2 separate regions of the Homo sapiens genome follow, and region 2 is linked to region 1. A link is an interaction called in ENCODE POLR2A ChIA-PET data of the cell type or tissue named here. Cell type or tissue: GM12878. All regions are shown on one strand. Each heading gives the region's core, and the rest is flanking DNA. Links, peaks and the distances in the headings are about the cores only.

Region 1 (4,218 bases), core at 1-4,000:
GTGCCCATGCCTTGGAGGCTGCTGTGTGTTGTGTGTGTGTTGCAGGCTGTAGTGTGGGAGGCCCAGCAGGCTGGTTCCAAGCTTTCCACTTTTCTTCAGTCTGCATAACATCTTTCTTAACTGTTGGACATTTTTAGGGCTCTGAGAAACATTCCGTCAGATGAGGATTCTAATGCTCAAAACAGATAAAAAGTTTTGAAAACCACTGCACACACACACACACACACACACACACATTAAAAAAAAACACACACACACACCACTGCAGAGCCTTTGGGAACCCCTGAAGTTTCAGATGAAGGAGTGGTGTAACTATGTTTGCATGTTAAAAGCCTCTCTGGCTGCCAGTGTGGAAGGTGGAATTGGAAGCAGGCAGGAGGGATACTAGCCGGAAGTTGCTACAGTTTTTTGGACTAAAGGTGATAAGATTTGAGTCCGGGTGTGGTGGCTCACACCTGTAATCCCAGCACTTTGGGAGGCCAGGGCAGGTGGATCACCTGAGGTCAGGAGTTCGAGACCAGCCTGGCCAACATAGCGAAACCTTGTTTCTACTAAAAATACAAAAATTAGCCGGGCGTGGTGGCATGTGCCTGTAATCTTAGCTACTCGGGAGGCTGAGGCAGGAGAATAGCAGGAACCCAGGAGGTGGAGGCTGCAGTGAGCCAAGATCATACCACTGCACCCCAGTCTGGGCGACAAGAGTGAGACTCCATCTAAAAAAAAAGACTTGAGACGTTTTCCCAAGAAGGAGTTAACCAAAAGACAGGGGCAGGGTCTGGCTGTAACAACAGGATGAGTTCCAAGGACACAGAAGGAGCCATCTGGGACCAGGGAGCCATCCTGGAAAGAATCCCCTGTGCCTGCATGGCGTGAAGCTGGGAGGAGGAAAGCAGAGTTAAGCTAGGGTCTTACAATTACCTGGAGTTACAAAAGAAGGGGCCTTCAGAGGTCATCCAATGTGGCCCTTATTTTACAGATAATGCTGAGATCTGGAGAGGTCGTGTGACCTGTCCAAGGTCACTAGGCAGGTCAGGACTCAGACCTGTGCCCTTAGTCCAGTGTCCATCCTTCTAAATGGCCTCCAAGGCCCCTTCTCTTGACCCCTCCCTTCCTGGTGGATGAGTTCTCTCCTTGGCCCTCAGGGTTGGGGTGGCACCACAGGCGCGTGCCATCACGCCCGGCTAATTTTTTATATTTTTTGGTAGAAACGGGGCTTCATGGTGTTAGCCAGGATGGTCTCGATCTCTTGACCTCGTGTTCCACCCGCCTCGGCCTCCCAAAGTGCTGGGATTACACGCGTGAGCCACCGCGCCCGGCCTATTATCCCCATTTTTAAATCACTGAGGCTTAGAAAGATAAAGTGAGTTAGTCAGGGTCCCACTGTTAGTGGAACTGAGATTCAAACCAGGTTTGACAGCAAAGCCTGTCCTATTTTTGGCAGCTGGGATAATGTGGTTAAAAGGAAGTGATGTCTACCTGAGTGTTGCAGGCAGATCAGATAACACAGGGAGAGAGAGAGAGCTGGGACTTTCCCGGCACAGAAAACAGCATATGCGAAGTCCAGAGCTGCACCTGGTTCAGAATTTGGCCGCCTGGGCCAGTGGTTAGAGATGATGCAGCTGGCTCCAGGTGATGAAAGGCTTGGATTAGAGCAAAAGGATTTGGATTTTATGCTGTAGGTGTGGGGCCATAGGAGGATTCTAGCAGGGAGGCGGCCAAGCCAAAACTGTCCTTTAAAAAGATCCCTCTGGGTCAGTGTGGATGCTGAATTACAGGAGAACCTAGAGGCCTGAGACTCAAAAGGAGTGGCACAATGTACACTGGTGCCTCTGCCTTTCCTGTAGCCTGGGCTCGCTCTGCTTGTGCAGGCACACACCCATCAAAGCCACTTACAGCCTCTCGAGATTTTGCCACACTGAGGGGGATAGTGAGGGTAGGACTGGAGCGCTGAAGTTTGAGAAAGGACCCACCCTGGGGCTGGCCTGAGGCAGTGGACAAGATTATTGGAGCTGGCCTGGGTTCATCACTTTAGCCACATGAGTTTTCTGTCTTGGAGCTGAGGTCTGTGAAATGGACAAGATCAGCCCAACCTCACGGGGTTGCTGTGGGTTTAATAATAAGCCTCTGGTAGGGCCGGGCACGGTGGCTCACACCTGTAATCCCAGCACTTTGGGAGGCCGAGGCGGGCGGATCACGAGGTCAGAAGATTGAGACCATCCTGGCTAACATGGTGAAACCCCATCTCTACTAAAAATACAAAAAATTAGCTGGGCGTGGTGGCACGCACCTTTAGTCCCAGCTACTCAGGAGGTTGAAGCAGGAGAATCGCTTGAACCCCGGAGGCAGAGGTTGCAGTGAGCCGAGATTGCGCCACTGCACTCCAGCCTGGGTGACAGAGCAAGACTCCGCCTCAAAATAATAATAATAATAAGCCTCTGACGGACCAGGCACTTTGGGAGTGGCTCATGCCTGTAATTCCAGCACTTAGGGAGGCCAAGGCAGGTGGATAACATGAAGTCAGGAGTTCAAGTCCGGGCTGACCAACATGCAGAAACCCCATCTCTACTAAAAATATAAAATTAGCCAGGTGTGGTGGCGCATGCCTATAATCCCAGCAACTAGGGAGGCTGAGGCAGGAGGATCGCTTGAACCTGGGAGGCGGAGGTTGCAGTGAGCAGAGATCGTGCCATTGCACTCCAGCCTGGGCAACAAGAGTGAAACTCTGTCTCAAAAAAAAAAAAAATTGATGAAGCATCTGGGCGCAGTGGTTCACGCCTGTAATCCCAGCACTTTGGGAGGCCAAGGCGGGTGGATCACCTGAGGTTGGGAGTTCGAGACCAGCCTGGCCAACATGGTGAAACCCTGTCTCTACTGAAAATACAAAAGTTAGCCTGGTGTGGTGGCACACACCTGTAGTCCCATCTTCTTGGGAGGCTGAGGCGGGTGGATCACGAGGTCAGAAGATCGAGACCATCCTGGCTAACATGGTGAAACCCCATCTCTACTAAAAATACAAAAAATTATCTGGGCGTGGTGGCGTGCGCCTGTAGTCCCAGCTACTCAGGAGGTTGAGGCAGGAGAATCGCTTGAACCCAGGAGGCAGAGGTTGCAGTGAGCCGAGATTGCGCCACTGCACTCCAGCCTGGGTGACAGAGCAAGACTCCACCTCAAAGTAATAATAATAAGCCTCTGACGGACCAGGCACGGTGGCTCATGCCTGTAATCCCAGCACTTTGGGAGGCCGAGGCAGGCAGAGTACCTCAGTTCGGGAGTTCGAGACCAGCCTGGCCAACATGGTGAAACACTGAAAATACAAAAGTTAGCCTGGTGTGGTGACACACACCTGTAGTCCCAGCTTCTTGGGAGGCTGAGGCAGGAGAATCGTTTGAACCCAGGAGGCAGAGATTGCAGTGAGACGAAATCGCCCCACTGCACTCCAGCCTGGGCGACAGAGCAAGACTCTGTCTCAAAAAAAAAGAAAGAAAATTGATGAAGGAGACCAGGTACAGTGGCTCACACCTGTAATCCCAGCACTTTGGGAGGCTGAGGCAGGAGGATTGATTGAGGCCAGGAGTGTGAGACCAGCCTGGGCAACATAGTGAGACCCTGTCTCTGCAAATAATTTAAAAGTTAGCTTTGTGAAGTGCACCTGTAGTCCCAGCTACTTGGGAAGCTGAGGTGGGAGGATCACTTGAGCCCAGGAGGTCGACATTGCAGTGAGGTGTGATTGCATCACTGCACTCCAGCCTGGGCAACAGAGCGAGACCCTGTATCTAAGGAAAAAAAAAAAAAAACGATGAAGGAATGAAAAGATACCCTAAAGCAAGTAATTTTCCTCTCCTGGCCCCAGCTTTCTTATCTGTGAAATGGGGATGATTGTGCCAACCTCACCACGTCACAAGGATGAATAAGGATGTTTAAAAAGAAGAGGCAGGTCATGTGCAACAACATGGATGGAACTGGAATTATAAGTGAAAAAAGCCAGGCACAGAAAGACAAACTTTTTACATTCTCACTTACTTATGGGAGCTAACAATTAAAACAATTGAACTCATGGAGATAGAGTAGAATGATGGTGACCAGAGGCTGGGAAGGGTAGTGGTGGGGGGAAGTGGGTATGGCTAATGAGTACAAAAACATAGTTTTTATTTTTATTTTATTTTTATTTATTTGTTTTTTGAGATGGAGTCTCGCTCTATCGCCCAGGCTGGAGTGCGG
Region 2 (4,515 bases), core at 311-4,310, 220 kb after region 1:
TTTTTTGAGACAGAGTCTTGCTCTGTCGCCCAAGCTGGAGTGCAGTGGCACGATCTCAGCTCACTGCAACCTCCGCCTCCAGGTTCAAGCAATTCTCCTGTCTCGGCCTTTCAAGAAGCCAGGACTATAGGCATGCACCACCATGCCTGGCTAATTTTTGAATTTTTAGTAGAGATGGGGTTCTACCATGATGGCCAGGCTGGTCTCAAACTCCTGACCTCTGGTGATCCACCTGCCTCGGCCTACCAAAGTGCTGAGATTACAGGCATAAGCCACTGTTACTGGCCCTGAATGACTTTTGAGTAAATAATGAAATTAAGGCAGAAATCAAGAAGTTCTTTGAAACTAATGAAAACAAAGATATATCATACCAGAATCTCTGGGACACAGCTAAGGCAGTGTTAAGAGGGATATTTAGAGCACTAAGTATCCACATCAAAAAGTTACAAAGATCTCAATTTAACAACCTAACATTACAACTAAAAGAACTAGATAACCAAGAGCAAATCAATCCCAAAGCTAGCAAAAGAGAATAATCAGTATCAGAGCTGAACTGAAGGAGATTGAGACACTGAAAACTCATTCAGAAGATCAACAAATCCAGGAGGGATTTGGGTTTTTTGTTTTATTTTATTTATTTATTTGTTATTATTTTTTGAGATAGAGTCTCACTCTGTTGTCCAGGCTGGAGCACAGAGGTGCAGTCTTGGCTAACTGCAACCTCCACCTCCCAGGTTGAGGCGATTCTCATGCCTTAGGCTCCCAAGTAGTTGGGATTACAGGTGTGCACCACCATGCATGGCTAATTATATTCTTAGTAGAGATGGGGTTTTGCCATGTTGGCCAGGCTGGTCTGAAACTCCTTGCCTCAAGGGATCCATCCACCTTGGCCTCCCAAAGTGCTGGGATTACAAGCATGAGCCCTTGCGCCTGGTGGAGTTGGGTCTTTGAAAAAAGTAATACAACAGACTGCTAGCTAGACTAATAAAGACAAAAAGAGAGAAGATTCAAATATAATCACAATCAGAAATGAAAAGGGGCTATTACCACTGACCCCACAGAAATACAAATAACCATCTGATAATATTATGAACACCTCTATGTACATAAACTAGAAAATCTAGAAAAAATGGATAATTCCTAGACACATACACCCTCCCAAGACTGAACCAGGAAGAAATTGAATCCCTGAACAGACCAATAACGAGCTCTGAAACTGAGTCAGTAATAAATAGCCTATCAGCCAAAAAGAGCCCAGGACCGGATGGATTCACAGCTGAATTCTACCAGATGTACCAAGAAGAGCTGGTACCATTCCTGCTGAAACCATTCCAAAAGAATGAAGAGGAGGGACTCCTTCCTAACTCATTCTATGAGGCCAGCATCATCCTGATACCAAAACTTGGCAGAGACACAACAAAAAAAAGAAAACTTCAGGTCAACATTCTTGATGAATATCAATGCAAAAATCCTCAACAAAATACTGGCAAATCAAATCCGCAGCACATCAAAAAGCTTACCCACCACAATCAAGTAGGCTTTAGCCCTGGGATGCAAGGTTGGTTCAACATATGCAAATTCGTAAATATGATTCATCACATAAACAGAACTAAAGACAAAAACCACATGATTATCTCAACAGATGCATTAAAGGCTTTCGATAAAATTCAATACCACTGCACGTTAAAAATTCAATGAAGTAGGTATTTAAGGGCATCTAAATAGGAAGAGAGGAAGTCAAACTATCTTTGTCTGTAGACAACATGACCCTGTATCCAGAAAACCTCATGGTCTCAGCACAAAAGCTCCTTAAGCTGATAAACAACTTCAGCAAAATTTCAGGATACAAAATCAACGTGAAAAATCACTAACATTCCTATACCTCAACAACAGTCAAGCTGACTGCCAAATCAGGAACACAATCCCTTTCACGACTGCTACACACACACACACAAATACCTAGGAATACAGCTAACCAGGGAGGTGAAAGATCTCTACAAAGAGAACTACAAAACACTGCTCAAAGAAATCAGAGATGACACAAACAAATGGAAAAACGTCCCATGCCTATGGATAGGAAGAATCAATATTGTTAAAAGGGCCGCACTGCTCTAAGAAATGTATAGATTCCATGCCATTCCTATTAAAATACTATTGACATTCTTCATAAAACTAGAAAAAAAAATTATTTTAAAATTCATATGGAACCAAAAGAGCCAAGGAAATCCTAAGCAAAAAGAACAAAGCTGGAGGCATCATGCTATCCAACATCAAACTATACCACAGGGCTACAGTAACCAATACAGCATGGTACTGGTACAAAAAAAGACACATAGACCAATAGAACAGAATGGAGAACTCAGAAATAAAGGCCACACACCTACAAGTATCTGATCTTTGATAAGCCAGACAAAAATAGGCAATGAGGAATTCCCCATTCAATAAATGGTGCACGAGGCCAGGCGCGGTGGCTCATGCCTGTAATCCCAACACTTTGGTAAGCCAACGTGGGTGGATCACTTGAGGTCAGGAGTTCGAGACCAGCCTGACCAACATGGTGAAACCCTGTCTCTACTGAAAATACAAAAATTAGCCAGACATGGTGGCGGGGCCTGTAGTCCCAGCTACTCAGTAGGCTGAGTCAGGAGAATCACTTGAATCCAGGAGGCAGAGGTTGCAGTGAGCCAAGATCGTGCCACTGTACTCCAGCCTGGGCAACAGAGCGAGACTCTGTCTAAAAATAAATAAATTAATAATAATAAACAGTGCTGGGATAACTGGCTAGTATGCAGAAGATTGAAAATGGATCCCTTCCTTACTCTATATACAAAAATTAACCTAAGACAGATTAAAGACTTAAATGTAAAACCCGAAACTACAAAAACCCTGGAAGACAAGCTAGGCAATACCATTCTGGACATAAAAATGGGCAAAAATTTCATGATAGGCCGGGCGCGGTGGCTCACGCCTGTAGTCCCAGCACTTTGGGAGGCTGAGGCGGGCGGATCACGAGGTCAGGAGATCGAGACCATCCCGGCTAGCACGGTGAAACCTTGTCTCTACTAAACATACAAAAAATTAGCCAGGCGTGGTGGCATGCGCCTGTAGTCCCAGCTACTCGGGAGGCTGAGGCAGGAGAATGGAGTGAACTCAGGAGCCGGAGCTTGCAGTGAGCCAAGATCGTGCCACTGCACTCCAGCCTGGGCAACAGAGGGAGACTCTGTCTCAAAAAAAAAAAAAATTTCATGACAGAGACACCAAAAGCAATTACTACAAAAGCAAAAATTGATAAATGGGGTCTAATTAAAGAGCTCCTGCACAGAAAAGGAAACTATCAACAGGGTGAACAAACAACCTACAGAATGGGAGAAAATTTTTGCAAACTATGCATCTGACAAAGGTCTAATATCCAGCATCTACAAGGAACTTAAACAAATTTGTAAGAAGAAAACTAAACAACCCCATTAAAGAGTAGGCAAAGGGCTGGGCGCAGTGGCTCACGCCTGTAATCCCAACACTTTGGGAGGCCAAGGCAGGTGGATCACTTGAGGCCAGGAGTTCGAGACCAGCCTGGCCAACATGTTGAAACCTCATCTCTACTAAAAATACAAAAATTAGCCTGGCGTGGTGGTGTAGTCATCCCAGCTACTCAGGAGGCTGAAGCACAAGAATCATTTGAAGCTGGGAAGCAGAGGTTTCAGCGAGCCAAGATTGTGCCATTGCACTCCAACCTAGACAACAGAGCAAGACTCTGTCTCAAAAAGAAACAAGAAAAAAGTCGGCAAAGGACATGAACTGACATTTTTCAAAAGAAGACATACATACAGCCAACAATCATATGAAAAAAGCTCAACATCACTGACCATTAGAGAAATGCCAATCGAAATGACAATGAGATACCATCTTATACCAGTCAGGATGACTAGTATTAAAAAGTAAAAAAATAGGCCAGGCCAGGCGCAGTGGCTCATGCCTGTAATCCCAGCACTTTGGGAGGCTGAGGCGGGCGGATCACGAGGTCAGGAGATCGAGACCATACTGGCTAACATGGTTTAACTGCGTCTCTACTAAAAACACAAAAAATTAGCCAGGCGTGGTGGCATGCACCTGTAGTCCCAGCTACTCGGGAGGCTAAGGCAAGAGAATCGCTTGAACCCGGGAGGCGGAGGTTGCAGTGAGCTGAGATCACGCCACTGCACTCCAGCCTGGGTGACAGAGCAAGACTCCGTCTCAAAAAAAAAAAAAAGGCCAGGCGCAGTGGCTCACGGCTGTAATCTCAGCACTTTAGGAGGCCGAGGCGGGCAGATCACGAGGTCAGGATTTCAAGACCAGACTGCCAACATGGTGAAACCCTGTCCCTACAAAAATACAAAAATTAGCCGGGCGTGGTGGTGTGGGCCTGTAATCCCAGCTACTGGAAAGGCTGAGAGGAGAATTGCTTGAACCCGGGAGGCAGAGGCTGCAGTGAGCCGAGATCACTCCACTGCACTCCAGCCTGGGTGACAGAGCAAGACT

The links. ChIA-PET counts read pairs that join two places held together with the same protein. Peaks named below come from ENCODE experiments on the same cell type or tissue, not always from the same donor. Only the 100,000 strongest peaks of a DNase experiment are listed, where the experiment ranks them.
Region 2: POLR2A ChIA-PET joins it to region 1 with 7 read pairs; 12 of 35 experiments call an interaction of 5 or more read pairs at or near these places.

What each region holds. Positions count from the first base shown.
Region 1 is chr1:28,596,583-28,600,800 of GRCh38, reverse strand. It overlaps a transcript of RAB42 not described here. Among named protein-coding and RNA genes, the nearest start is that of RAB42, 6.4 kb to the right of the region's middle. RefSeq lists an enhancer at 1,147-1,728. In GM12878, for the core only: no CTCF peak of the experiment used is centred there; no DNase peak of the experiment used is centred there; H3K27ac peaks cover 969 bases.
Region 2 is chr1:28,381,034-28,385,548 of GRCh38, reverse strand. All of the region lies in intron 1 of PHACTR4 (phosphatase and actin regulator 4), which reads right to left. Among named protein-coding and RNA genes, the nearest start is that of PHACTR4, 14 kb to the right of the region's middle. In GM12878, for the core only: no CTCF peak of the experiment used is centred there; no DNase peak of the experiment used is centred there.